Regions from separate parts of the Homo sapiens genome. Here regions 1 and 3 are each linked to region 2. Evidence: chromatin contacts called from ENCODE Hi-C or POLR2A ChIA-PET data. All regions are on one chromosome and are shown on one strand. The core of a region is the stretch at or near the end of the contact, and the rest is flanking DNA. Distances in the headings are between cores, read along the strand shown. Region 1 holds the start of NAPA-AS1 (NAPA antisense RNA 1). Region 2 holds the start of IRF2BP1 (interferon regulatory factor 2 binding protein 1). Region 3 overlaps ARHGAP35 (Rho GTPase activating protein 35).

What was found. Hi-C counts contacts between places; a loop is a spot of excess contacts on that map. ChIA-PET counts read pairs that join two places held with the same protein, here RNA polymerase II (POLR2A). Pooled maps may share reads with other maps.
Region 1: a loop to region 2 is called in a map of CD4-positive, alpha-beta T cell, with 23 times the contacts of the local background. The contact joins the promoter of NAPA-AS1 here to the promoter of IRF2BP1 in region 2. A Hi-C loop is called at or near these places in 3 of 168 maps with a recorded cell type or tissue (CD4-positive, alpha-beta T cell, CD4-positive, alpha-beta memory T cell and naive thymus-derived CD4-positive, alpha-beta T cell), 9 of 37 single-sample maps with no recorded cell type and 14 of 50 pooled maps.
Region 3: a pooled map shows a loop between it and region 2 (4-fold over the local background). The contact joins the enhancer-like site here to the promoter of IRF2BP1 in region 2. A Hi-C loop is called at or near these places in 1 of 50 pooled maps. POLR2A ChIA-PET finds 5 or more read pairs at or near these places in 2 of 52 experiments (A673 and activated CD4-positive, alpha-beta T cell).

What each region holds. Positions count from the first base shown.
Region 1 is chr19:47,482,845-47,485,661 of GRCh38, reverse strand. NAPA-AS1 (NAPA antisense RNA 1) reads right to left here and starts at 1,380. Exons shown (of 4, transcript NR_038452.1): 1 at 1,138-1,380. It overlaps KPTN (kaptin, actin binding protein), which reads left to right and starts at 1,443. Exons shown (of 12, transcript NM_007059.4): 1 at 1,443-1,727; 2 at 2,078-2,160; 3 at 2,283-2,367; 4 at 2,447-2,501. The coding sequence starts at 1,502. It also overlaps a transcript of NAPA not described here. RefSeq lists enhancers at 1,069-1,198, 1,229-1,518.
Region 2 is chr19:45,884,618-45,887,778 of GRCh38, reverse strand. IRF2BP1 (interferon regulatory factor 2 binding protein 1) reads left to right here and starts at 1,638. Exons shown (of 1, transcript NM_015649.3): 1 at 1,638-3,161. The coding sequence starts at 2,005. RefSeq lists enhancers at 814-863, 924-1,163, 1,314-1,463 and silencers at 1,624-2,103, 2,144-2,383.
Region 3 is chr19:46,953,847-46,956,623 of GRCh38, reverse strand. The region is part of intron 3 of ARHGAP35 (Rho GTPase activating protein 35); the gene reads right to left. Among named protein-coding and RNA genes, the nearest start is that of NPAS1, 65 kb to the left of the region's middle. Within about 2 kb of position 1,448, at least 9 of the 41 ENCODE cell types and tissues checked have a DNase peak (open chromatin) inside an H3K27ac peak, as active enhancers do.

The sequences.
Region 1 (2,817 bases), core at 131-2,630, 1.6 Mb before region 2:
AGTTTGTGATTTTTGACACATATTTTCTGAATGCCTGCTTTGTGTCAGGCCTTGTGTTCCAGGTACAGGCGATAAGGCCGTGATCAAGGGAGATCAGCCTGCTGCCTTCATGGAGCTTGCAGTCTGTGTGTGCTCGAGGTGTCCAGGACAGCTGGCCAACCCATGTCTTCTGGAAATGATACACAGATGTGCACATAGTACCCAAACCTCCATGGCCTTCTAGGGACAAAGCAGCACAGACAGGAACCCCTGAAGGCCCCAGAGTCGGAAACACCTGGTTTACATCCTGTCCCCACCACTTGCTAGCATATCAGTCAGTGGACTTACTCTTTCTGAGCCTCCATTTGATTCTCTCTAAACTGGGATAATAAACCTCTTTGTAGAGGTTTCTTTCTTGCAAAGATTAGTGAGACAGATTTGCAAAGGACGTCCGGGCACATAGTAAAAGCTCAATGAATCCTGAATAAGTGAACCGGCAGGGAGGGTAACAGTAGGCCCTTGCAGAACAGTTGTAAGGAATCAGATTATCAGAGCCAGCATGACTGTCACCAAGTAGGTGTTCGATAAAGGAGGTGGTTATTATAGCTGGATCATTTTTCCTTGGGGGCAAGAAGAATGTATTAATTATTTTAAAGGTGATACTGTTAAGATTATGAACTATAGGCCGGGCAAGGGGGCTCACGCCTATAATCCTAGCACTTTGGGAGGCCGAGGTGGGCGGATCACCTGAGGTCAGGAGGTCCAGACCAGCCTGGGCAACATGGCGAAACCCCATCTCTACTAAAAATAGAAAAACTAGCCAGGTGTGGTGGCGCCTGTAATCCCAGCTGCTGGGAGGCTGAGGCAGGAGAATCGCTTGAACCCAGGAGGCAGAGGTTGCAGTGAGCCGAGATCGCACCACTGCACTCCAGGGTGACAGAGCAAGACTCCGTCTCAAAAAAAAAAAAAAAAAAAATAGTGAACTGTGGAGTTACCTTGTTTGGTTTCCAGTACTGACCGCTCGTTACTAGCTGTGTGATCTTAGGCAAGTTACTTTACCCCTCTGTGCCTCAATTCCTTCATCTCTAAAATGGATTTAAGTACCTACCTCCACCCCCTTGCGAATTTTTAATAAAGTATTAGATGGAATGCACTTACAGTAGTTCCTGGCACATAAGGGCAATATTAAGTTTTATGATGATGATGATTCGACCTTCCACACAGCATACAGCGAGAGGCCGTGGCCACCACCTCCCATCTCTAGTCACAGACTCCTTATGGCAGCCCCTTGGTCCAGAAATGGAAAGGAGAAGAGAGCGCGGGCGCAGTGGGGCAAAGTCGCCTGGGAGGCCCGAGCAGGCGACCTGGCCGCCATCTTGGGAGAGGGCAACGCCGGCAGCTTCCGTACGTCATCAGCCCGCGCAACGGCCGGGCACCCGGCGGTTCAGGTCGCTTAGAGAGTCGTAGGTTGGGTAGTGCGGGTTGGGGCGGGGGCTGCGGAGAGGGTGCTTAACTGAGGGGCATGATGGGGGAGGCGGCCGTGGCCGCGGGGCCTTGTCCGTTGCGCGAGGACAGCTTCACGCGCTTCTCGTCGCAGAGCAATGTGTACGGGCTGGCAGGCGGCGCCGGCGGGCGCGGGGAGCTGCTGGCCGCCACCCTTAAAGGCAAGGTGCTCGGCTTCCGCTACCAAGACCTCCGACAGAAAATCCGGCCAGTGGCCAAGGAGCTGCAGTTCAACTACATTCCCGGTGGGTGGCGCTATGGTGCTGGGGGGCGGGGGCCTGGAACGTGGTGTTGAGAAGGCTTCTGAGGCTCTGTCTGAGCCGGGTCACCGTGCTGGAAGAATGGGATCAGGTGGTTTTAAGGGGGTCACTGGGATCAGCGGGCAGGCATAGTTGGGGCCCGGATGAGCCTAGGGTTTCAGGATTCTTCAGACTTACAGGTCAGGATCCCTAGTACCCAGGGAACAGAGATCAGGTGATGGTGGTCAGGACTCAGACCAGAGGGCATGATCATTGCGGTAGCCAGAGCTCACCATGTTGGGGAGATTGGAAGCATGAGTCTGCCTGACACTGAACTTAGAACTCTCCCCTCCCAGTGGATGCGGAGATTGTCTCCATCGACACTTTCAACAAGTCACCCCCCAAGCGGGGTCTGGTTGTGGGGATCACGTTCATCAAGGTACCTAGAGCCCCCTCCACCTCCCTTCGCCCTCCTCCTTACACACATGGTGAGTTCCACTGAGCCGCCCCGGATCCCTCCTGCCACCCCTGCCCTCCCCTGAACCCCGTGTCCTCCGCCAGGATTCAGGGGACAAGGGCAGCCCCTTCCTGAACATTTACTGCGACTACGAGCCCGGCTCTGAGTACAACCTTGACTCTATTGCCCGTGAGTGAGGCGTGGACGGGAGGAGGGAGAGAGTCCCCAGCAGGTCCCCCATGCTAACCTGCCTGTGCCCTGCCTACAGAGAGCTGCCTGAACCTGGAGCTCCAGTTCACTCCGTTCCAGCTGTGCCATGCGGAGTGAGTGTCCCCTGCGCATCGACGCCCACTCCACTGTAAATGTAGAAACCCTGGCTTCTCGAACCCCTTCTTTACTTACAGACCCCTGTAGTCTGTTTCCCCTTCTGGAAAATAAAGAGGTTGTACTAGATTAGGGATTGAAAACTAAAATGCCAGCCGGGCACGGTGGCTCACACCTGTAATCCCAGCACTTTGAGAGGCTGAGGCAGACGGATCACCTGAGGTCAGGAGTTTGAGACCAGCCTGGCCAACATGGCGAAACCCCGTCTCTACTAAAAATACAAAAATTAGCTGGGCATGGTGGTGTGTGCCTGTA
Region 2 (3,161 bases), core at 389-2,888:
CATTAGTGTTTCGTAAATAATAGCCCAAAGGCAACTTTAAGTGACATATTAATGTCCTCTTGAATGAGTCGATAGTTTTCACTAATTTTTTTTAAGGTAACCACAGTACATGAAACCCATGATTGTGAACGTATTACCTAGGATGAGGCAAAAATAGATAAATCTTTTTATTTTTATTTATTTTTTTGAGACAGGATCTTGCTCTGTTGCCCAGGCTGGAGTGCAGTGACGCAATCATGGTTCACTGTAGCCTGTTATCTCCAGGCTCAAGCAATCCTCCCACTTCAGCCTGATAAATCTTTTTTTTAAGGGAGAAAAGTGTTCAAATACAGGTAGTAGACAAAATTGTGAAACCATTTTAAAATTGTGAGGTCTGGGTAACAGAATCAGAGCTGCTGCGGTTCCAGTGGGACGGGAGGAGAAGGGACAAGCAGCCCCTCACTAGACAAAACCAGGGCCAACTGGTACGTCATTCAAATATTTTTGAGCACCTAACACGGACCCAGGCCTAGAGAAAGGGGCTGTTGTGGGTTGGAACCTGGAGACCCGCCTCCGCCCTTCCCCAAAGACAGCCTCGTCCAGTTCCCAATGCCTGGGAAAGAAGAAGGGTCCTCACAGCCTGATTGGGCCTTCCAGGTAGTGAGCGCTCAAGGTTGGGGAAAGGTTGGTCTGGTGTTTGCCCTTCCCCAGCAACTCCCTCCTCTTGCCCGTCACTTCTTAACCCCTTACTCTTCCCTCAAACTGGGGAGCAACAGAAGATAAGGGTCCCCCAAACGCCACGCTCCGAATGCACGTAAAGAGCCCCCAGAAAAGTGGGGGGGCGGGGGGTAGCCGGGAAAGTAGCGTGAATCTGGAAGGCCTCCCCAAACCTCCCAGAGGGCGGAAGTGCGTCACTATGTCCGACCCGCAGTGCATTTTGGGAATTGTAGTGAAGCGGGTGGGGGACGCCGAGCCCCCGATGGTGTAACCCTTTAGAGACCAGAGCGCGCGGGCAGAGCTGGGACAGGGTTAGAGGGCGGCCAGTCGCCCCACTCTTTTAGCAGAGAAACAACTGAGACAAGGCTCTGGCTCGGAAGCCCTTAGTCCTCTCCCTTCTCTGGCTGTGGCGGGCCCCAGAAGCATATATCTAGGATTCCGGGGGGAGGACGAAGTGCCAGGTGGCCACCCCCACCCCCACCTAGTTGCCAGCTTCCCGTCCCTGCTCTGAAGCCAATCAGGGCTTCTCCGCCCCGCCCCAGAAGCTGCTACTTTCCTAATCCGTCATTGGCCCACCTTTGCTGGGCGGGGAAACTGAGGTTCAGAGAGGGCAAGACATTTTGCCTAAAGCTGCACAGCAAATCCGAGCAGAAGTTGGAAGCCCGGAAGCCTGTCCACCCACCCCCACAATTTCTGAATCCGGAGTAGCTCTGATCATTTGTATTGCATCCTCGCCTACCACCTTTGTGTCCCAGCATCTTGCGGCGCGCTGAACTCCGGCCCCACGGAGAAGGTTGTAAGGTTTGCGCCGGCAGAGGCGACAACCCCCCCAGCCCGCGTCTGCCCGCCGTTCCCTTTAAGAGCCGGCCCCGGCGGGACTACGTTTCCCAGAAGGCTTTGCAGGCGTGTTATGTAACTTTCCCTGCGAAGCGGCCTCTGGGGCAGAAGAAGGAGGTGGAGGCGGCGGCGGCCGTTGCAGCGGCGGCGGCGAGAGCGGCGGGAGCCCGAGGCGGCGGCGCTCGCGGCCCATCGTGGGGCCCGAGCTGTGCGCCTCGGCTCGGAGCCCGGACCGGGCGGGGGCGCCGACGTGCCTCAGCCTGCCTTCGCGAGGGAGGCGGGAGTGAGCAGAAAGGCTTAGGGCCCAGGGGGCGGGGAAGGGGGGCCGGGCCTGGATCCGGCGGGGAGGCCGAGCCGGAGGCCGGACCGTGGCTCGCGCTGTCCCCGGGACGCGGATCGAACGTTGGCGGCGCGGATCGCACGTCGGCGGCCGGTGGAACGCGGGAGCTGGGCGGCGCGCGGACTGGGGCCATGGCGTCTGTGCAGGCGTCCCGCCGCCAGTGGTGCTACCTGTGCGACCTGCCCAAGATGCCGTGGGCCATGGTGTGGGACTTCAGCGAGGCCGTGTGTCGCGGCTGCGTGAACTTCGAGGGCGCGGACCGCATCGAACTGCTCATCGATGCCGCCCGCCAGCTCAAGCGCAGCCACGTGCTCCCCGAGGGCCGCTCGCCCGGGCCCCCGGCCCTTAAGCACCCGGCCACCAAGGACCTGGCGGCGGCAGCCGCACAGGGGCCCCAGCTGCCGCCCCCGCAGGCCCAGCCCCAGCCGTCAGGGACCGGCGGCGGCGTGTCGGGCCAGGACCGCTATGACAGGGCCACATCATCAGGCCGCCTCCCCCTGCCCTCGCCCGCCCTGGAGTACACTCTGGGGTCCCGCCTGGCCAATGGGCTGGGCCGTGAGGAGGCCGTGGCTGAGGGGGCGCGAAGGGCCTTGCTTGGCTCCATGCCTGGCTTGATGCCCCCTGGGCTGCTGGCAGCTGCAGTGTCTGGCCTGGGAAGCCGAGGCCTGACGCTGGCACCCGGCTTGAGTCCTGCCCGTCCCCTCTTCGGCTCCGATTTCGAGAAAGAGAAGCAGCAGAGGAATGCGGACTGTCTGGCAGAACTGAACGAGGCCATGCGAGGCCGGGCAGAGGAATGGCACGGGCGCCCCAAAGCAGTGCGGGAACAGCTACTGGCGCTGTCCGCCTGCGCCCCGTTCAATGTGCGCTTCAAGAAGGATCACGGGCTGGTGGGGCGAGTGTTCGCCTTCGATGCTACTGCCCGTCCTCCAGGATACGAGTTCGAGCTGAAGCTCTTCACCGAATACCCCTGTGGTTCCGGCAATGTGTACGCCGGCGTCCTGGCAGTGGCTCGCCAGATGTTCCACGATGCTCTGCGGGAGCCGGGCAAGGCACTGGCTTCTTCGGGCTTCAAGTACCTCGAATATGAACGCCGGCATGGATCAGGAGAATGGCGGCAGCTGGGCGAGCTGCTTACCGACGGCGTCCGCAGCTTCCGCGAGCCAGCTCCCGCGGAGGCCCTGCCCCAGCAGTACCCAGAGCCGGCCCCTGCGGCTCTCTGTGGCCCACCCCCGCGAGCCCCATCCCGGAACCTGGCGCCCACGCCGCGCCGTCGCAAGGCATCCCCCGA
Region 3 (2,777 bases), core at 199-2,698, 1.1 Mb before region 2:
GAATATTTGCATATAAGTAATGAGGTATCTTGAGGATGCGGTTGGGTGTGGTTGCTCACGCCTGTAATCCCAGCACTTTGGGAGGCCGAGGCAGGAGAATTGCTTGAACATGGGAGGCGGAGGTTGCAATGAGCTGAGACCGTGCCATTGCACTCCAGCCTGGGTGACAGAGTGAGACTCCCTCTCCAAAAAAAAAAAAAAAAAGATATCTTGGGGATGGGACCCAAACCTAAACACAAAATTTATTATGTTTCACATATACCTTATACACACAGCATAGAAGGTAATTTCATAAATTTTTTTTTTGAGACAGGGTCTTGCTCTATCACCCAGGTTGCAGTGCAATGGTGCAATCTCAGCTTACTGTGGCCTCTGCCTCCCAGGCTCAAGTGATTCTCTCACCTTAGCCTCCCAAGTAGCTGGGACTACAGGTGCACGCCACCACACGTGGCTAATTTTTGTATTTTTAGTAGAGATGGCGTTTCTCCATCTTGCCCATGCTGGTCTCAAACTCCTGGGCTCAAGTGATCTGCCCGCACTGGTCTCTCTAAGTGTTGAGATTACAGGCATGAGCCACTGTGCCCTGGCCTCGTGCATGAAACAAAGTTTTGACTGTGACCACATGGGGTCAGGTGGGGAATCATGTTGGTGCTGAAAAATGTTCAGATTTGGGGCATTTTGGATTTCAGATTAGGGATGCGTGACCTGCATTTACCCTGTCTTGTTATATGATGGTCATACATGGGTGTAGTATGCAGGCTCATTTTTACTTAAAAAATACTTTCAAGAGGAAAAATTTGACAATCATACAGCAATTACCATTTTTTAAAAAGGAAATCATTTTTTTCTTAAATGGTTTAAAGGGTTGCTCTGTAATCTAGCTTGTGTTATTTAAATGCTGAGTAAGTCCTTCCCTTCAAAGATCACTCTGATGATAAAGCATAAAGCTTCCTGCCACAAATACAGGAAGTATGAAATACTGCACTCCAGCCCGGGTGATGGAAAGAAACCCTGTCACAAAACAAAACAAAAAACATCGTATGAAATTACCTTCATGCTATGTGAATAAGGTATATATGAAACATAAATGAATTTTGTGAGGCTAAAATTAGGAAGGTACTGTTGGTCTGACATAGCTGCTGCCAAGAAGGCTGCTGAAAGGCTGGCTGTGTGGGGGCAATGGCGACTCCTCTCAGGCTCTGTCTGTCACGGAGAGGGTGACATGAAATAATGCTTATCAATGTTAGCTATCCTCATCATTATTGTTATTCAAACAGCTACTACCACATCCTTGCCATCTGATTATGTTCATCTCTGCCCATTTAAAAGTTTTCCAAACTAGACGAACTTATCATTAATACCTATACTTAATATAATGCCCCACTATCCCTCCCCCGCTAGGAGTTGTATCACATGGACGGGGGCGGCTTAGAATCAAGGACTGTTACATTGAGTTCTGCTCAGGCTGGGTCTTTTGCCTTCTTCTTCTTCTTCACCTCGTGTTAGTGATATTGAAACGACAATAATAAATACACAACCTACTTTTTCAAGTCAGACCCTGCCAGAACTATGCCTAAGACTATCCAAGGCTCAGAAGAATTTTGAATTTACCCAGATTCAGGGTCCTTCACTGGCTTCATGGGTTACGGAGAAGTAAGTGCTCTCCACAGATAGCCCAGCCCCAGGAAGTGAAACACCTCATTATTGATTAAGCCCAAACGGCTCCTGACAGCCGTAACAGAAGAAAAGGTTTTCTGTTGTGGCTTTTAAAACAAAAAACAGATCACAGAACAGAAACACTGATTGTAGTTTCAGTTATCAGGAGCTTTGGACTATGTACTAGAAAGGTCTTGTTTCAACCAAATTGCAGCTTACATGAAAAGATAAATTGTGTGAGTTTGTTTGTTTTTTAAAAACTGTTGGGAGGCTACGAATTTAAATAGCCAAAGGATGCCAGCCAAGAGTGAAAGAACGCAAACTGGGGTGAAATCACAAGGCCTTGCACCATCTTTGTTTGAAAAAGTGGGATTCAGTTGTCTGATACCCAGTCAGCTTACATTTCAAACAGTAAACCACCTGGGAGCCGGGCACTACACAAAGGCGTGAGCTCATCTCTTCAGACCACGGCTCTCAAGTGGCATTTGTCCACGTCTTCGTCCACCTGTCTCAGCCCTTCTGACTTTCAGTTGCCTCAATTCCCATTTCTGCTGACCCAATTGCTGTGTTCTGGTCATGTGGACACAAAGATCCCTGATGGAGGACTCTGGAGAGCCAGGTCCCATGGGGACACATGAATCAGGAAAGAAGGGGCCCCTGCCTTAAGGCTCTCAGGTGTTCTGATGCCTGAGTTGGTCACCTTGCCATCTGTCTTAGCTGCTTGGGTTGCCATAACAAAATACCACAGACTGGGTGGCTTCAACAATAGCTCTCTTTTTCTCATGGTTCTGAGGGCTGGGAAGTCCAAGATCGAGGGGCCAGCCTATTTGGTTTCTGGCAGGGCCCTCCTGCTGGCTTACATACAGACAGCTGCCTTCTCGTGTCCTCACATGGCAGAGGGAGGAGAGCAAGCTCCCTCCTGTCTCTTCTTCTAAGGAGTGACAGACAGAAACAGTATCCCTAACACAAGGGGACAGCTACTATAATCGAGGCATGTCTAGAGTGTGAAGGCTTCGGAAAGGATGGGAATGTGTTAGATGGGAGAGGAAACAACATATTAGGCAGCAGGAACAGTGTTTAACAACGACGCAGAGGCACGACACCGTGTGAAGGTGCTAAGG